2 separate regions of the Homo sapiens genome follow, and region 1 is linked to region 2. Evidence: chromatin contacts called from ENCODE Hi-C or POLR2A ChIA-PET data. All regions are on one chromosome and are shown on one strand. The core of a region is the stretch at or near the end of the contact, and the rest is flanking DNA. Distances in the headings are between cores, read along the strand shown. Region 1 overlaps ZEB2 (zinc finger E-box binding homeobox 2). Region 2 overlaps ZEB2 (zinc finger E-box binding homeobox 2).

What was found. Hi-C counts contacts between places; a loop is a spot of excess contacts on that map. ChIA-PET counts read pairs that join two places held with the same protein, here RNA polymerase II (POLR2A). Pooled maps may share reads with other maps.
Region 1: a pooled map shows a loop between it and region 2 (3-fold over the local background). The contact joins two enhancer-like sites. A Hi-C loop is called at or near these places in 26 of 168 maps with a recorded cell type or tissue (B cell, IMR-90, K562 and 17 more) and 25 of 50 pooled maps. POLR2A ChIA-PET finds 5 or more read pairs at or near these places in 10 of 52 experiments (AG04449, Caco-2, MCF 10A and 7 more).

Annotation. Positions count from the first base shown.
Region 1 is chr2:144,488,524-144,495,140 of GRCh38, forward strand. The region is part of intron 2 of ZEB2 (zinc finger E-box binding homeobox 2); the gene reads right to left. Among named protein-coding and RNA genes, the nearest start is that of ZEB2-AS1, 28 kb to the right of the region's middle. Within about 2 kb of position 4,713, at least 2 of the 41 ENCODE cell types and tissues checked have a DNase peak (open chromatin) inside an H3K27ac peak, as active enhancers do.
Region 2 is chr2:144,455,389-144,461,940 of GRCh38, forward strand. All of the region lies in intron 2 of ZEB2 (zinc finger E-box binding homeobox 2), which reads right to left. Among named protein-coding and RNA genes, the nearest start is that of ZEB2-AS1, 61 kb to the right of the region's middle. Within about 2 kb of position 1,428, at least 9 of the 41 ENCODE cell types and tissues checked have a DNase peak (open chromatin) inside an H3K27ac peak, as active enhancers do.

The DNA.
Region 1 (6,617 bases), core at 3,463-5,962, 36 kb after region 2:
TCTCTAAGTTTAATTAAAGGAAGAAAATCCATGACTTTTTTTTTTGGATGTATTGTCATTCTTTGGAATTAAGCAGGAAAAGTTGCTTAAATAACACTTTAAGTGCTATAAATATTATTTTTCTTAAGGATAATTGCTCGTGTGTGAGTGTGTGTGTGTGTGTGTGTGTGTGTGTGTGTGATGGGCATTGGCTCATGGGAGACAAACTCTTGAAACAACTGAGCTCATCCATTTGTTAGGCATCTTACCTACGGTAAATGAAGTTAGAAAAACATTAAAGTTTCTAAAGTGCCTGCCACAACCCTATGAGACAGAGAAATGGACTGGTTACTTTTAACATATAGTTTATTTGCCTCTTTAGAAAGTGTTGTTCTTTCTCCAGCATGGTTGACTAAAAGCATCAACTCCCTTAATCTAACGATGATTTGTAATAAGAGGCTCCTTTGCACATACTGGGTACTCAAAATAATGTTTTTAAAAAGGCATGAATGTTCTTTTTTATTGTGATAAAACATACAAGATGAAATCTACTCTATTATTGCTAACTATGGGTGTATTGTTGTTCAGCAGATCTCTAGAATTTACACGAGTGCTATTTAACATAAAGTTTATGTTGGGCCACATCTTTAACTGATCAGTCCCTCTTTTCTCAGAAGGGGTGACCTATGGTGGTATGTTATTACAATGAAAGAAAAAATGCAGCACATGTTGAAGTCTTAAAGTAATAATATCTTTTTAAATACAGTGGGCACACAATCCACAGAGATTTTTTCAGACCCCCTTTATTTAGTGTTGCCTTTAGAGGGCCTTGTTTATTCATGTTTCTTTTTCTTTTTTTCCTCTGGCCTAATAAAACATATTAGCTCTTTTCCCTAAGCAAAAACACTCCTATCATGAATCAGGCAACTAGTGGGAGACTGCTGGCCAGGTTTCACCCCACTAAAATTCTAATCTATACTTTGTCTTTTAGAATTAAGGAGAAAATGCATATCAGCAGAATCTCCTCTCTACTTTATTTCATTTATAAATTACTAGAATGATGCTATTATATATTATTAATTTCTGCTGTTCTCCAACTCTGCTGCAGCAGTGAGCTGCGGATGTTGGAACGGTGTAATTATGTTCTAGTAGGGTAGCCATCCGTTTCCTTTCAAAAATTTACAGGATTCTTAATCACGCTGCTCATTTGGGTGCGCAGCAGCGAGGATGGCGAAACACAAACAGGGCACGTTCGTTTACATAGGAACACCTGCTTAGCATGATAGCAGATGTCAGTCAGTAAGCAGAACACAAAAGGAAAAAAAATATCAACAACAGCAAACTCGAACCATTTTGATTTGGTGCAAGGAAATCTTTTCAGGACTGATGGCAACAGTGGACATTCCTTCTGAAACACAAACGGAGGCTCTGAAATTCCCATGTCTTGTTTGTGGTTAACATGTTGTCAGAGAGAAAGGCTGTTTTTGCCTCTTGTTGCTTTCTGGTATTCATTCTGACTCTCTTTATTATTTGGGGGAATTACTAAAATTACCCTGCCTCAGTTTCCTGATCAGTAAGCAGACAATGGGTTGGGATATTCTAATTAAACACCTAGTTCCCTGAAAGTGATGATCATTAGAGGCAATGCAATGGTAAGAGCATGACTCTCCCCAGATATAGTTCAAATCCCACCACTGTCACTTAGTGGTTGCATGACATCAGTCAAGTTATTTAACTTTGCTAAGCCACAGTTTCCTGATTTGTCACATCTGCTGAGAAAATTAAATGAGATAATGTATACAAATGCCTGCCACATAATAATGATACAATAAATGGGAGCTGTACTATTATTATTAATATCACCACTGTCATTTTCATTATTATTTGGATCCTCACAGAACCTTTCCTACTCAACGTATTATTTATTAGAAGTCTAGAATGACTACCAACAGAAATCTCTTGCAGAGATCATGATAAAATGTGGTATTTTTGATGTGCAGAGTTCTATAACGTTATTATAATGACACTTACTACTAACACTACTGTTATTTTACAGTTAGAGATCCTGCCATCATTTCTACTACGTTTTCTAGGATTTACATCTGAGCCATAAAAAAGTTTTCTTGGCTGTACCCTGCCTAAAAAGAGCCTCGATGAAAGTGAAGTGCTTTCTGCAACTTTGACACAATAAAATGAAGCTATGGAAAGGAAAAAATGACAAGTTCATCATCTTCCTATGTCCACTCCACCCTTCCACTTTTCGCACTCATTTTTTAAGGGCTTTTCGGACTATACTGGTATTTCCCATTCTCTTCCTTTTCCCAAAATGGTTAAAATTCAAAATGGAAAACAGCTATCACACATGGGCAATGACTAATTTTCCTAAGGAATTTTAGTATTCGGAATGTGTCTGCTCGTGCAGGCCTCTGCGATAAAGCCTCCCTGAGTAGGCATTGACTTGATACCCAATAATGGCTGCTAAGGAGCCGTTATGTAGTGCCGTGTCAGTGATCCGTGCGTTGAGGACTCCCCGAGTACGCATTGACACGATAGACCGGAACAGCTCAGAAGAAGCTGTTATGGTCTATCATGCCAGTGATGTGCGGATATTGGCAGGGCCTCTGGCCCTTCTGTGGAAATGATGGAGTCTCTGAAGGAGCTGGGGTGGGCGCCATGTGGGCGCCATCAGTTGAGCCTAGCAGCAGCTCCATTTTCCCTTTGCCTTGGGTTTACTTCAGAAGAGTCAGCTCGGAAAAGTTGTCCAATTACTTCAGTGGTCCCAATATTACACCACCAAAACGTGAGCAAAAGTGAAAGATATTCTTGCCACTTCGTCTTTCGTTTCTTCTCAAGAGAAAAAAAAAAAAAAAAACGACCTAATACTGTTAATGAAAAAAGGGGGCACAAAAGTGAAGGTAACAGTTTGTCATGTTTTTATAAGTTTCAGATTATAAATATATCTTTTCTGCTTTAGGAATTTCATCATGTACATGTAGATGGTGCCGGGCAGACTTTTTGTTGTGGTGGTGGTGATTTTCAGAGATTGAAACATTTAATCCATGCAAAGAAAACTACCTTCTTCATATGTCCTCAGTAGTTAAATAGGTACTCAGAACTCAGCATATAGGAAATGGTTCAAAAAACCTTGGGAAGAGAAGTGCAAGTTCAAGAATAAAGTTTGGATTCACACATGCTTTACCAACTTAAGGCAGTAATTAATTCACTTATGGTATTTACATGCCCCTCTTCAGATACTTATGGAGAACATGGGAATTTTAAATTCACAATTCAGTGCAAGATTTAAAATGATCTTCATTAGAATTTGAAGCTATACTCTAAACTGCTTTATATACTACCAACAGGGAGCCTCATTATGTAGTACTATATTTGGACTACCTTCTTTACATTTTGTAGCTGTAGATTTTGAATGTATTTCTGGTATGCTTAAGCAGAATCAAACAAAGTGTTTTAATCAACTCTATTAACTAACCAATCCACACAGTTGTGTGGCAAACGTATAGTCAAGAGACCTTGTGCTTCTTCTTTTCTGATGTCTTCAAAGGATCGGGGGAGAAGAGAGATCTGAGATACCCAAGCACAGAATGATAGCAAAGGATTGCAGAAACACCAAAGTGCTTCACTAAAAAAGATGATGGGAACAAAGAAACCGTCAGATTAAGCGGAAAATAGCTAAAATGATTGTGATTCTAAGTACAGAAGGTACTTCTGCATGCTCATTTCCTTGAGTAGAAAATAGCCCAATTTTCATAATGAAATTTGGAACAGGGGTAAGATATCTACCCATGGTATGTATTAAATGTTGATTGACTTGTTGACGGGCAGAAGGAGCTCACTAAATGCCAACCCAAAGTGAATGCTCAAGTGACAAAGAAGAGTGGAGGAAGGGGACAGAACATTAATCACCTACTATGTGCTTGGCACTTTACCTGTTACCAGTATTTCTTCCCAACTGCCCTATAACATGAGTATTATTATGAGAAGCAGAGATGCAGTTAGACTGAACAACTTGCTACAGGTCTTATGGCTTGTATGAAAGTAGAAACCAAATTTGAGCCCAGATGTCCAAAGCCTACACTCTTCCGAGCACCCACACTGCCTCTCTGCCTCCCTGACTCCCAAGTCTCAAAGGTGTCATTGAGAAAGGCAGAGAGCCAGTTGATTTAAATACAAACTAAAAACAAAAACAAAAACAAAAAGCAAACCCACTCAAGTATTCAAAATAACATAGCTGTCACAAAGTGAATTTCAAAAAGTTATTAATATGGTGGTAGGGAATCTGACATAAAGTTACCCAAAGCTTTTTTCTACATATGATAATGTATACTGAATCTTTAATATACCCGCTGTATTCATTATACCTTTGCTTTAACGAAACAATTTTTGTATGTCATGGCCTGAGCTGAGATGGGCAAGACTGCCCTCAAGCCATTTACACATTTGTGGGGAGACAAATAGGAATCAGATATTTTAAGTGCTGTGACAAAAGTCATCTCAGAATGTATTCTTTTTGGAGGAGATGCTGTTTCTATAAGAAAAAGTACCATGTATATTTCCTGGAAATGTAGAGGTAGAATAGCATGCCAATCACTATGACTATTTCTTTTTTCTTCTTTTTTTAAGTACTCTCCAAAGAGTAAAAAAAAAAGGAACGAATATCTCAGGCTACGGTTATTGTTTCCTCTTTTCAAGAATGTTTCAGCAAGGCCCAGAAACTGAAGTGCCTCCATCGTAGGGTTCCTGGCATCCTGATTAGTCACACCTTGAAACAGTCATAATCAGAATTTAGTGAGCGTTTTCTAGGCTCCAGACACTGTCTTTAGAATTTTGTGTAATACTCCCAAAGATTCTATAAAACAAATACTGCTCCCCATTTTTAAGCATTAAGAACCGAAGTTCAGAGTGGTTAAGAAACGCACCCAGGGGCACATGGCATGGAGAGTAAATGGCAGAATCAGAATGTGGACACAAATTTGTTTGGGTCTGAATCCTGTGTTCTTTTCATTATATCGAGTGTCTGGCCTCCTTGGGGAGGGAGGAGAACTGGGCTCCATTTGTTACAAGTGAATAGATCTAGAGATGTTATTGGAGCAGGAGTCTGGGTGGTGGAGATTGGAACATGAAACAGTGAAGCAGCTCGCCTTGCAGCCTCTAGCAGACAGCACATGCAGAGTATGTGGACCAATTCATAGCTTCTAACTTTCATCCTTAGTTGTGTAACCTCTTTGTGATATTAAAATAGTATCTTAAATTCCCATCCCATTCACCTCTCTTATGGCTGCTGTCCAAATCCTATTATTTAGGAACTTAATAATTTAAAATAGCTTGGTCTTTTTAGATTGTCAAAAACGGCCAGGCGCAGTGGCTCACGCCTGTAATCCCAGCACTTTGGGAGGCCGAGGCGGGCGGATCACGAGGTCAGGAGATCGAGACCGTCCTGGCTAACACAGTGAAACCCTGTCTCTACTAAAAATACAAAAAATTAGCCGGGCGTGGTTGCAGGCACCTGTAGTCCCAGCTACTCGGGAGGCTGAGGCAGGAGAATGGCCTGAACCCGGGAGGCGGAGCTTGCAGTGAGCCGAGATCGCGCCACTCCACTCCAGCCTGGGCGACAGAGCGAGACTCCGTCTCAAAAAAAAAAAAAAAAAAAAAAAAATAGATTGTCAAAAACTCTAATAAAACAGGAATATTTCACACATGCACAGACCCAATTCTGTGGGACACCCAAAGGCTAGCTCTTAAACTATGTCCTATCATCAGTGAAGAGGTAAAATCTAGACTGTTGAAAAGCACAATGCAAATATGAATTCCAATGAATCCTTGACAGTGCAACCTATGTGAAAATCACTATTCTGCTTATTATCTGTATCTATTAATAGACTTCAATTGTAATGATAAGGCAGACATTTCAATCAAATTTTTAGGTTGATAACTGACATAATGTTAAATTGTTGTTCTCTTTGGACAATGTAAATTCATTTCTGAAAAGGTACACATCTCTAAGTTCATTTCCTTAAATTCTAGGGCCTTTAAGAAAGGTAGACAACGTAGGAATATGCAGCTGTAATTTTTTTTAAGGCTACTGTTCCTTTAATGCCCAGCTGGTTCTGAGATGTAATAAAATTGACATATTGATTCCTTTGAATTTACAAATGCCTGTTTCATAAACTCCATCTCCAAAGCCTAGGCATCTTTAGAGCACTGTCATTTTTTTTCTCCAAATGGATCAATTATGTGCCCACGTAATCCTGTTACCTGTGAAATCCATGCATACTTCTCCCATTTGCTGCAGTTCCCAGGCGGACAAACTTGCATTATGTACGCATAAACAAACAGCGCATTTTCCTGATATTAGAGATTGTTTTCAAAGTGAAAGACAATCTCTGGGGTCCTTTACTCAGAAAAAGAAAAGAAAGAAAAAGCAAAAAGAAAGGAAAAAATGCCTATTTCTTCAAGAAGTAACCTCAGTGTATACACACACACATATACTATCTCTTGTCTACATGTGTATTTATGTTGACCACTCTGAATATTTCATTTAAATCACACAGTTTTGCTATGTTCGGTCCTTGAACTGCTCCAAGCAAGGAAATTCTTCATTTTAGTTAAACTAGTCTATG
Region 2 (6,552 bases), core at 178-2,677:
CTCCATAGTAATGTAGGTAAAATTTACAAGCTGACTATCTGCTACTTCATTGAAAGAAAATTAAGAGTTGATTTTATAACCACACGACTGATATTTGCCTTCTGATACTTTGAGGAAGCATACGGTTTGGAAGCTTCAATTAAAATGCCAAAAGAGAAAAAACAAATTGATTAACTCTCAAAATACAATTTATATTTTTTAGAAATGCTTCCCGGGAGGGAATTAACTTTATACTCTTCTATGTAAACACTATTTGTGCAGCATAAGTTTAATAAAAATGATACATCACCTCTCTGTTAGGTTTATAATTTGCATAGCAATAGTGAATATGGAATTTTGGTCAAAATGTTTCTCTCGTCTCTCTCTCTTTCTCTTTCTCTCCCTCCCCACATCTCTCCTGCAATAGTACAGGATCGTTGGAAATGGGTAAGTTTAATATCTTTCCTAATCCCAAGAAGCCATTATTATTACTTAAAGTATATCTCAAGGTAGGTTATTAACCCCCAAGAAGTTACAGCTTTGAGTTAGAATCACATAATCTTAAAAAAGGACAACATATTTTCCAAGCAGTACTTAACCAAATACTCTTCTTTAACTCTGACTAGATTTATGATGAATACAGATATTGCAACTCTTATAAGAACTTAAAGATGGCGAACTCAGAGATTCAGCATTTAAGAAGGCTGCCTCTAAGACTAAGACTAAATCCATCCCAAGTTTGTTCCATTGTTTTTTTTTTTTAAAGCATTTTATTTTCCACAGTTGGAATCAGCTGAGGATACAGTGTGAGCAGTGACTCTGAATTTCCTTTGCTTTTGTCAAACTGTGTCACAACCATAAAGTTATTTTAACTGAGTTTATTTGCCTAGGCATTTCCTTTCTCTTGTAGTAGTGTAAGAGAAAGGAAAACAACCATTTAAAATGTAAGTACAGTTGAGTGGATATAAGGGACTCTTCCAGCTCCTATCGTAAGCAGACAATTCGATGATAAGTATGTGGGCTTTTTAAGCTTTAAAAAATATTCATAAATCCCTTTTTGGATTCTTTCATTTCAATTTTCTTCAAGCAATGAGAATTAGACAAGTTTATAAATTCTCATTTCTACCTTTCTTGGGCCAGTCCTGATTACTCTTATCATGGTTAATACTGGTTCACATGGGGGACTTCCACAAATTCTTTAATATACTGTGTATCTGGTGTAAAAAAAATTATGTAAAATACAATAATTGATGCTATTAATGTATTTGGTGAGATAATCTAATAGATTTCCTTGAAGTAACTCTAATAAATTTTTCTTCCTTAGTAAAAACAACCCCTTGGTCTTAGATTCTGCTCTTGTACAGTCATCCGTACAGTGGCCAGGGCTTAAGCTCTGGTACTGTATGAGTATGCAAACAAGCAGATTTCACAATCAGATGACACTGAGACTTAGGCTTACTGTGCCAGACTCTCTTTGGTGACTGTTCTCTCATCTTGGGCCAGCCTAGGGATCTGAGAACCTGCTGTAGTTAGAAAGAAGTCACCTGACCTCGAAGTTTCCCTCCTGTCTTTTCTCAATCGTTCCAGCTCTCACACTCAAGAGTCAGAGCTCTCCACCACTGTCCTGGCCAGAGCAGCACCCCCCAAAGGTCTGCATGTACCTCTGGCAAGATAAATGCATATAGAAGACAATGCATTTTTAGTCCCTATAGACTTTCTATAACGTCTACGTTTCCAGAATCTCATGTGTGCCTTAAAAACCCTTTTCTTCTACATTTAAAAGGACAGTTTGATTATATAATAATACCTGGATTTATGCATTAATCCACTGACAGCAGAGCCCGTTAATAGACATTTTTCCACTTGCTCCTCATAACAAACCTTTGAAGGGGGGAGCAATTATTATGAGGATGATTTTATAGATGAGTAAATTGAATCTCAGAAATTTTAACTGACTTTTTCCCACATCACCTCGTGTTAGAATCTGGATCTGATTCCTGACTCCAGAAACTATTTGTCTCTAGATTCTATCTGTGCTCTCTTCATCACCTTGGGTGTACAAATCTAAGTGAGCAAACAAAAGCCAAAATAGGATTTTTAACTATTTAACAGAGTATGGTGGTGTCAGTATGAAATCTTGTTCATCTGGTTTAGTGGACATAACTGTGCCTGGGCAGAAGAGAGAAGGAGGAGAGAAGAACAAAGGCAAGGTCAAGAGCAACTACACTGAAATTGGGAGAAAAAGCAAGTTAGATATAAGGAAGAGGACCTGGTATGTAACAGGTATTAATGGGATCAGTGACATCCATCATTTGTGAATGGAACAGGTTTTATTTTGCTTGGAAGGTTTTTTAAATTTTTATTTTTTCATGAAAACTCAACAAATTTACATGCCAATCTCCCCCCATATTTACTCTCATCTCCCAATTTCTCTGAACATAAAATTCAAATGGATTCTACAAATGAACAGACAGCTGTATACTAAATAACTCACATAAGTACTTTTTTGTTGACATTTTGTCCTGTCCCAATTAATGTTTCTTTCAGGATTTGAGGTTAGGTATTCAATTAAAAATACCATTCTTTTCTTGGTCATAAGAATGTACTTGGAGCATTTATACTAAGGCGAATTTAGAGATCAGATACATAATGTGGTACATTCTGTAATATACATGCCTTATGCTACAGAAACTTGAAATTGGGCCTCAATTGCCTATATTTCTGGGCTGTTTTCATTGCTACTTTAATATTATCTATCTTATACACACACATACACACACAAACACACACACACCCCAACCACCACCACCACCACACAACTTCACACTTTTCTGGTATTTTTATTTGCTGAAGTAAAGGTAAATTTAAAAAGCAAATTAAAAATGTCAACAAAGTTTTCATAACATCTTAAAATTACCTAACTTTCTACTTTTAAAACTGAAATACCAACTCTGGATGACTAGAAATTGAATCGGAAATGCCCCCCAGTCTTTAGGTTGGCACTAGGGAAAGACCTATAACAAGTTGCCTGATTTTCCTAAGAATACATTGAGAGAGGGTTTGCAGTTCTCGCCAGCTGGAGGAGTCTTCCTGGTATTGATTGATTATCACAGTATTCACCTTGGAATGATATAGATATACTGGATATTATGAAGCTTGGAATTTTAAAAAAATTACCATTTTGTAATTTTGTTCACATTCCAACTGACAGAAGACACAAGAGATACTTCAATTTTCTAAGAGAATGAAAAAAAAATCTTGCCCATTCTTCTGAAATTTAAGTAGGCAGCCCTTGAAAGATCACTGGGAAAAGTCTGTATTTTCTCAGGTTTAACTAAATAATTTATGCATACTTTCACTTTGGCATGATGAAGCAATTTTAGCCTTTAAAACCCACAACTACTCAGGAGGGAAAAGGTCTGGTTCCTGCAACTTAAATAATTTAAACATCCAGGTGGAAATGCTTTCAGCAGTTTCCCTTTTTGAGACAAAGGACGAAGACCAGAATTTTGAGATACCAAGAATAAAGAATTGATAAAAGACGTAAGCTCGGATGTATTTAATTTAGAATGGGAATCTTGCAATATTTTTTGAATGATAGAGACCAGAGTGAGGTGTGAGGTGAAACGTCTGCTTGCCTGCTGTTTATAATAAATGAACACATAGAAAATAACATGTCAGTATAGCCCTAAGCCACACATATATGTATTACATATATAAACATAGCATACACAAATAGAAATATCTATAAAGCTACTATAACCCCATAACCCACGTCAGCCCAAGCTTTAAGCATTAGGTAGCTACTGGAGATCTTAGAGGAAGCTGTGTTAAGAAATATTGTGCTTTAATCCCTGGCTTCTTGGGTTATATAAATGTGTATATCTTTTGATATACAACTAAGGAGAGTAAGATAAATGAAAATGGAACAAAATGTCACTTCTGTAGGACACGGGGCTGCAAAAAGGACAGAAGGAACTACTAAAATACTAGAGGAGATTTTGATATGTAGGTACCCAGCACAATCAGCCCTCTCAGTCCATGGCCTCTTAGCCTGAAGTCAGATTTCAGAACTGCCATGGGGAAATTTACCTTCTCACTTGCAGGTCTGTAATGATATACTTGTAAAGGAGTGTGGGACTTGGAACACTGCCCGTGTAAATTTAGAGCACAGCTTATAATCAGAAAGTTTTGAGGGTTAAAAAATTTCCTGCTGTCTTATCAACATACTAAAAAAATGCATAGGGCACTTTGTGTTGTAATTTCTTGTGGGAGAGAAAAACACTTCACAACTCATAAAGCACTGGTCGTTATTATTTCTAAAAAATCTTTGTCACATCCATATCTGATGCTCATGTAAAGATGACAATCAGCTAAGGTACGAAATAAGGTAACAGAGCTAAAGAGAATTGGTTTCCTTTAGAGTTAAGCATAACCAAAATTATACAGGAAGGGTAAAAAGAGATCTTGCTACGTATGTATTCTTTAAAATGAGTGCAGGCTTCATTCTCTCATAGAGGAAAACAGGCTCGTAGATTTTAACACTCCGAAACTTTTGGCCCTGTGCATCATAGGCATGCAACATACTGGGTCCCGTAAGGAGAGATCCTGAAGAAAATATGAAGAAAGGTTACCCTCCGAGCCAACAGGAAAGGTTAAGGTTGGCCAGGGCTGCATAAGACAGGGTTGCTGAAACCCAAAGGTCACATCCTGAACAAGGTTGCTATGTTATGATGATTTCATTCTGAATGCAATTCTGGCTTTGTTTTTGTTGTGGTGCTGTGGGTGAGGGCCACCCAAGTGACGTAGGTTAGAGATGTGGACTGGGGAAGAGTGATTAAACCATGGACACGTCAGTGTTGTTAAGGGATTTAAGAAATATTATTCTTGATCTATGTAAAGAGCTTGAACATCAACGGCTAAGGTATACAATGTGAAGTGAGGCCTAGAAAGAGACTGATATGGGGTGGGTGGTTGTTCTTTCATTTTCTTTTCTTTCTCTCTCTCTCTATTTATTTATTTATTTTTTGGTCATCCATTGACTTTAATTAAGCCCAGCCAGCCTTATAAGCATGGGAAACTTGGAGAACTTTTTTGTTTAAAGTGACCTTGTTCCCAGGATTTGCCCTACAACTTCTCTCAGCTCCACTGCAAGGATGAATATTCACATTGCTGCTCTGAATCTTAGAACGGGGCACCTGGCGTAAAAAAGAAAATTTCAATCTCATCTTAAGTGTAACACTGAGAGCACTGTTTTTTTTTAAGGAAAAAGAAACCTTTCTCCATAATCCTGCTGGTTATACTTCTTAACTGTATTATTTTAAGTCAATTAATTCAAATTTAAAAATAATGAAATTACTAGCAGAGACTCTAAACTTCTTTTAGTATATTAAATTGGGCAGATTGCTTCTCTCCTTCTAATTATGAATGTTGCAGTTACAAAAGAAACTGTCATTTTGATAGAGCAAAAGACAATCTGTCTGCCAAAAATGTCCAACCATAATTCTAAAAAAAAGTCATCGGCATCAAGAACATGCTACTTTGTTTGATGTACTGTCTTATTGGAAACCTGATTTGCTTTCAACCTCTGAGACAACACATAACATAAGTTTGTGTGACTAATTTTTCTTGGAAATATGAGTAATTAGAATTAGGGGCCATTTTCATAGCGGGAGTGGACAGGTTTTCAAAAAATTCAAAGTAAGTGCTATAGTTATTTTCTTTTCTTTTTCTTTTTTTTTTTTATCACACTCCTAAAACCAAGTAGAAGGGGAATGCTGGGCTTTGTACTGGATAATGTGAGTCCCCATGTAAATTGTGAGCGATTGCAAAGTACGGAAAGGTTTATTACCTAAGGTGAGCCCTCCCAGAGCTCCCGGAGTATAAAAGCATTAAGCGCATGTTCTAACAAACTCATAAAAATCAATAAACAGGAACCCCCCACCTGTGCAATGGCCCCAGTGTTAAGTTTTATACGTGTAGTAATAGTGCATATCAATTTTCACCACCCTTCCTACGCTAGCTATTACAGGGCCTACCACCACCGGAGGGACAGCGAGAGCCGCACCATTCATCCATCCCACAGAGTTGTCTACATGCCAGGCCCATTGCATCATTGTCAGTTTTATTCTATCTGCAACTGGACAAGGCTGCAGCCCTAGCTTCTATACACCCACTCAGTACCGCAACAATTGCAACTGTGTGCCTCTGTTTAAAGAGTTTACAAGTCCTTCTGAAAGAAAAACAGAACCGTTGCATATTAATGCCCCCAGGCCCTGGACGATCACACAATGGAAAGAGGAAAGACATGTCACTTCCATCGATATGTGACCTTGTCCAACTGCTGCAGTCTGTGGCTTCTCCACCAAGGTTTAAAAAATAATAATGCATTCTTGATAAGCATCTGGATGACCAGGTTTCTACAGCAACTAGTTATAATCAGAGTGCTCCTTAACAGCCAAAAGATTCGGAGAGCGCAGATCACCGTTTTATTACACACGTGGTAACATATGCTAAAAATTAGGCCTGAAATATGCAGCATTTTCACCAGGTTACAGAAATAACTACTAACAT